2 separate regions of the Homo sapiens genome follow, and region 1 is linked to region 2. Evidence: chromatin loops called from intact Hi-C (ENCODE). Cell type or tissue: mammary epithelial cell. All regions are shown on one strand. Region 1 overlaps ST3GAL6 (ST3 beta-galactoside alpha-2,3-sialyltransferase 6). Region 2 has its middle 8.9 kb from the start of CPOX.

Region 1 (2,500 bases), 180 kb after region 2:
AGACTTTCCATGCCATGAGGGCCCTGGAAGGATAGCCTCAACAACTTTCCCTTCTGTGGTTTTGTTCCCTAGCGGGCAAGGACACAGTCTATTTTGTCATTTCTCCAGGCCTGCCTGGGTGAGGGTAAGAGCTGGGAGAGAGATGGACCAGCAACACGAAGTTCCCCTTTGTGTTCTACTTTAAAGCTGTTTGCCAGGAACACCGCGTGAACTTTTAGTTTGTATTGGTTAAGCTCCAAGGACCAGTCCATGTTTGAGAAATTGAAGTGAGCATGGGCAGGGTACAGAAAACTGCACTTTTCTCACCAGATTCCAAACTGTCCATCTCCACACTTGTGCAGCAGAGAGCCAGAGGTAGAATCTTCGAGGAGTGGGTAATGCTGGCAAAGAATGTAGACCTGCATAATGTAAAACACAAATGCAGAGTCCTATATGGAGGTGTGTTTCACAGTCTCAAGTTCTGGATCCACATGCTAGTTCCACTTTGGAGTATGACTTTAAAATGTTACATAATAGATTTCTGAACCTCTTTCTTCATTTGTATACTGGGAATATCAGGCTTACTTATCTCAATAGGTGGGTATGAGAATCAAATGAGAGAACATGTATGGGCTGATAATAGTTGCTGACAATGATATGCTCTTCCTATAGAATGTTACTCATTGAATCTTGTATCTTTTTAATACAGCTCTAGACTTGTAAGTCGCAGTTGGTTCTTTTTCTACTTGCGCAACAAGTGGAATTTGGCACTGGGTTTCTGACAGTATGCATGGATTCTTGGAATCAGTTTTGTAAAAGATGGCTCAATCTCTCACTTGTCCATCTGTCCAACAGCATACCCTGTAAAAAGTGTGTGGTGGTTGGTAATGGAGGAGTTTTGAAGAATAAGACATTAGGAGAAAAAATCGACTCCTATGATGTAATAATAAGGTAAATATATTTTCTATTTGCTACCCTAGAATTGTTTCAAAAGAATATGGTTTCTTGCCTTAATACAGCTGTGTTTTGACAGGAAGGGGAGATGTTTCCATTTGGTTTTTTTTTTATTGCACAACCTTCTCTCTTGGTTGTTGGCTAGAGTTAGACCTAGATTTCAGGTTACTCATTTAGCAAGTATTTGTTAAGTCTCCTTAGTGTGCTAGCATGCTTCTAGCCACAGGAGAGATAGCAATGGATAAGAACAATGTTTGTGCTCCCTGTGGAGGGAAGAAAATGAGTAATTAAATATATAAAAATAATAAATGCCATACATAATTTAAAAAGGATATAACAGAGAATCTTTGAATGGCTCCTTTGTAATGATTGACCACTTTGAGAAAGAGACATCTAAGCAGGGCCCAAGTGACCACACAGCAACAGCCATATGAAGATTATGGTAGAGCAGTCCAGGCAGAAAGGATGTTTGCTGCAGGGCCTCAGGAGGAGATGATCCTGAGTTTGAGAGGAGTAGCAAAGAAACCCAGTGAAGCTGGAAAGTAGCAGGCAGGGGGAGAGTGGTGGAATTGGAAGCTGAAGCGGTGAGCAAAGATCAGGCTGCATAGGACTTTGTAAGCTAGGATTAGAAACTTGGATTTTAAGTGCAACAGGAAGCTTTTTAAGGGTTTTAAGCAAGAGAACAAAGCAGTCTGGTTATGTCTTAAATATTCTGGCTGTGGCATGGACAATGGAATGTGGGGGACAAGGGTGGAAATGAAGAGGCCAATTAGGTTGCTGTATTCGGGTATAATATGATGGTGGCTTGGGACAGGATTGTTGTAGGAGAGGAAGAGATATGTGGACTGACTGAAGATGTGTTTTAGACATAGAGTTATCGGGATTTGTTGCCGTATTAGATGTGAAGAGTAATGAGAATAAAGAAATCAAGGATGCCTCCTACTCTGTTTTCAGCTTAGGAGATTGGCTGGAGAGTGGTATCATTTATTAAGTTGGGGAAGACTGGTATAGGAGCAGGTTTAGAGGAAAACCATGATATGAACATGTTAGATTTGAGATGCTTGTTAGATTTGCAGTGGGTTTGTCGAGTAGGCAGTTGGATAAACAGGTTAAAATCTTGATGGTGTGTGGCCTATAAGCTGTATTTAAACCATGGACTGGGTGAGATTTCCCAAGGAGAGACTGAGAGAGAGAGAAGAGAGTGAGGACTGAGCCTCAGAGAACTCAAAATTTAGAGGTTGAGCAAAGAAAAAGGAATGTGTAAAAGAGATGAAGAGGATCCACCAGTGAGGTAAGAAGAAAATCGGGAGAAGGTGATCACAGAAGCCAAGAGAGCAAAGTGTTCCAGGACAGAAGGAGTGACCAACTGTATCCCAGTGCTGGTGAGAGGTCATGCAAGATAAGGACAGAGTGGTGACCATTGGACTGGTGACCTGAGGCTCATTGACACTCCCAATAAAAGCAGGCTTAGAGGCGTGATGTGGCAAGAAGCCCGGCTGGACTAGGTCGAAGAGGGAATGCAGAGAATGTACACCTGAATGTACAGATGAAGATGTAGAGAAACCAA
Region 2 (2,500 bases):
GTAGAGCAGAATGCTTCCACTACACTCATATCCCCTCTTGAAGCTTATGATCAAATCCTGGCCAGTAGGATGTGAATAAAACTATTGTGTGTCACTTCTGAGTTTATTCTTAAAAGGAATAAATGTGCTTCCTCTGGCCTTTTCGCTACTGGCTAGGATACAGCTGTGAAGGCATGAAGTGGAACAGCCACTTTGAACCCAGAAATAAAATCTGTGTGTTGAGTGAGGATGACAGAGCAACACTATGCATTTTGGACTATGACTCTGGAAAGTTCAATCAGACAGAATGAACTTCACTTTTGTTTTAGCCACTGAATTTTGGGGTCTTTTGTTATAAACACTAAATTATAACCTAATAAATACGTGAATGGAATCCTTTCTGAGAATAACCAGTAGCCTAACGTAGTAACATAGGGAGTTTATGCACATCACACTAAATAGTGGATGGATTATCTCTATTCTAACTTTCACTTAAAGATGACAGGAAGAAAGACTGAGGGCCTCAAATGTAATGGCATCCCCTTATGAGGGAATAAGCTGAGCGCGGCCTACTGAAGACAATTAATGGTCTAGTGCAACCAACATAGAGAGGATGGATAAAACCTGACTCTTGCAGAGTGGATGTGATGTTTTCCACTTAGCATTTGTTGTGCACTAAGGCTATGAACCTCCATTCTTAACAACAAGCTGTATTGGGAAGGGGGGCCTCCAATATTTAAATTGAATTTCTAGGAGCTGCTGGGGTCTAACCAGAGAGACAGCGTTTATGGCAATACTGTGTTTATAGAATTTGTGTCAAAAATAAATTTAAGGTGGTACAAACCAGTTTAGTCATCGACATGAATATAATTTATCCAACTACAACCACTGAAATACGTGCATAATGAAATTTGGCTCTTTTTTACAGAGCACATTAGAAAACATGATACATCAACAAATGTGTGACACTCGTGTGTACACTAGAGGGCACTCACCTACTAATTTGCAAACCAGCATCTAGAGCTTGGGATCTTGTTAAAAGTGTATGTTTCGAGGCTGTAGAGGAGCCTGTGAACCTGCTTTTTAATGGGATACTCTCTAAGAGCATAGTTAAGGGAATGGCTCATGGAGTCTGATGGCCAGGGTTTGAAAACTGGCTTTGCCATTTGTGAACTTAGGCAATTAGGTAACCTCCCTGTGCCTGGATTTCCTCATCCACTGGATGAAGTTAGAAATAACATTTCCCTCTTAGGGTAGTTGTGATGATTAGATAAGTTAACTTAGAACACAACCTAGTGCCTAGCAATATATATTAGCTCTATTATTATAAGTATTATTTTTAATAATCATATTTATTGATTGTATAGCAGGGGACCTTAGAGTCACTCTTGAGAAATACAGAACTATTTTAAAAATTTAAAAAGGGGCCAGGCACAGTGGCTCACCCTGTATTCCTAGCACTTTGGGAGGCCAAGGTAGGAGTTTTGCTTGAGGCCTAGAGTTCGAGAACCCTGTGAGCAACGTAGAAAGACCTCAACTCTACTAAAAATTAAATAAATAAAGTAGTCAGATGTGGTGGTGTACGCCTGTAGTCCCAGCTTCAGGAGGCTGAAGCAGGAGGATCGCTCGTGTCCAGGAGTTCAAGGCTGCATTGAGCTATGATTGCTCCACTGCACTCCAGCCTGAGTGACAGAGACTCTGACTCAATCAATCAATCAATCAATAAAGAAGGATCCTCTTAATAGTGAGTACCCAGTCAGGCAAAGACCTCATGTTCCGACTCTTAGCTACAGTGATAATGGAATGGCAGCAACAAAAATTGCAGAATAGAAAATGGAGCGAAATGAGGCTGGTCTTTTTATGCTCTGTTAAAGAACTTGTACATTATTCATAAGTCCATAGAAATCCATCAAAAGGCATTAAAGCAGAAGATGGCTTAATGAGGTTTATATCTGAGATAGATTATTCTGGAAGTGAAATGGGGGGGTGGGAGGCAAGGGAAGAGAGTGGAGGCAGTATATCGGGGAGGTCAGGTAGATGTAATGCTGCTCCTTTTCCAACCAAGAAAGGGTTTCCAGAAAACTTTAGGATTATCCACAACAGTGACTCACAATAATTTGAACATTATAAATCCTTCCTTCTTTGGAGTTCAAACCAGAGCTCAAGCTTGTAATAAAGTACTCTGCCTCAACCACACCCCGCTGTTTTATACAAACATATAGGATAGAGTACCTGGCAGGCATCCTCCCTAGGTTTTGAGCAGCAGATCCTGCAAGGAGAACTCCTGTGAACTATGCAGTCACCAGAGAAAAACTGGACTGTTCTCTGTAGCACCAGAAGCTGAGAAGGGGGTACATCCAGCATCTCACCTGGTGATCCTGTAGATGTTGGGGTAGATTTTCAGGAACTGTGGCAGCTTTGAAGTGTTTGACCTAAGAAATACTGAAATAAACTTCAGTTCTGCTTATCATGCCAGTGGCTAGAATGGGAGGAGCTGCCACAGGGGTGGGAGAGGCCAGAG

What was found. Hi-C counts contacts between places; a loop is a spot of excess contacts. Peaks named below come from ENCODE experiments on the same cell type or tissue, not always from the same donor. Only the 100,000 strongest peaks of a DNase experiment are listed, where the experiment ranks them.
Region 1: it touches region 2 in a loop (6-fold over the local background); 23 of 110 quality-filtered maps call a loop at or near these places.

The regions. Positions count from the first base shown.
Region 1 is chr3:98,784,111-98,786,610 of GRCh38, forward strand. It overlaps ST3GAL6 (ST3 beta-galactoside alpha-2,3-sialyltransferase 6), which reads left to right. Exons shown (of 10, transcript NM_001323368.2): 6 at 835-930. Among named protein-coding and RNA genes, the nearest start is that of ST3GAL6, 22 kb to the left of the region's middle. In mammary epithelial cell, no CTCF peak of the experiment used is centred here; DNase peaks (open chromatin) are centred at 751 and 1,111; H3K27ac peaks cover 746 bases.
Region 2 is chr3:98,601,297-98,603,796 of GRCh38, forward strand. No RefSeq gene overlaps it. Among named protein-coding and RNA genes, the nearest start is that of CPOX, 8.9 kb to the left of the region's middle. In mammary epithelial cell, a CTCF peak has its summit at 970 (motif pointing right); no DNase peak of the experiment used is centred here.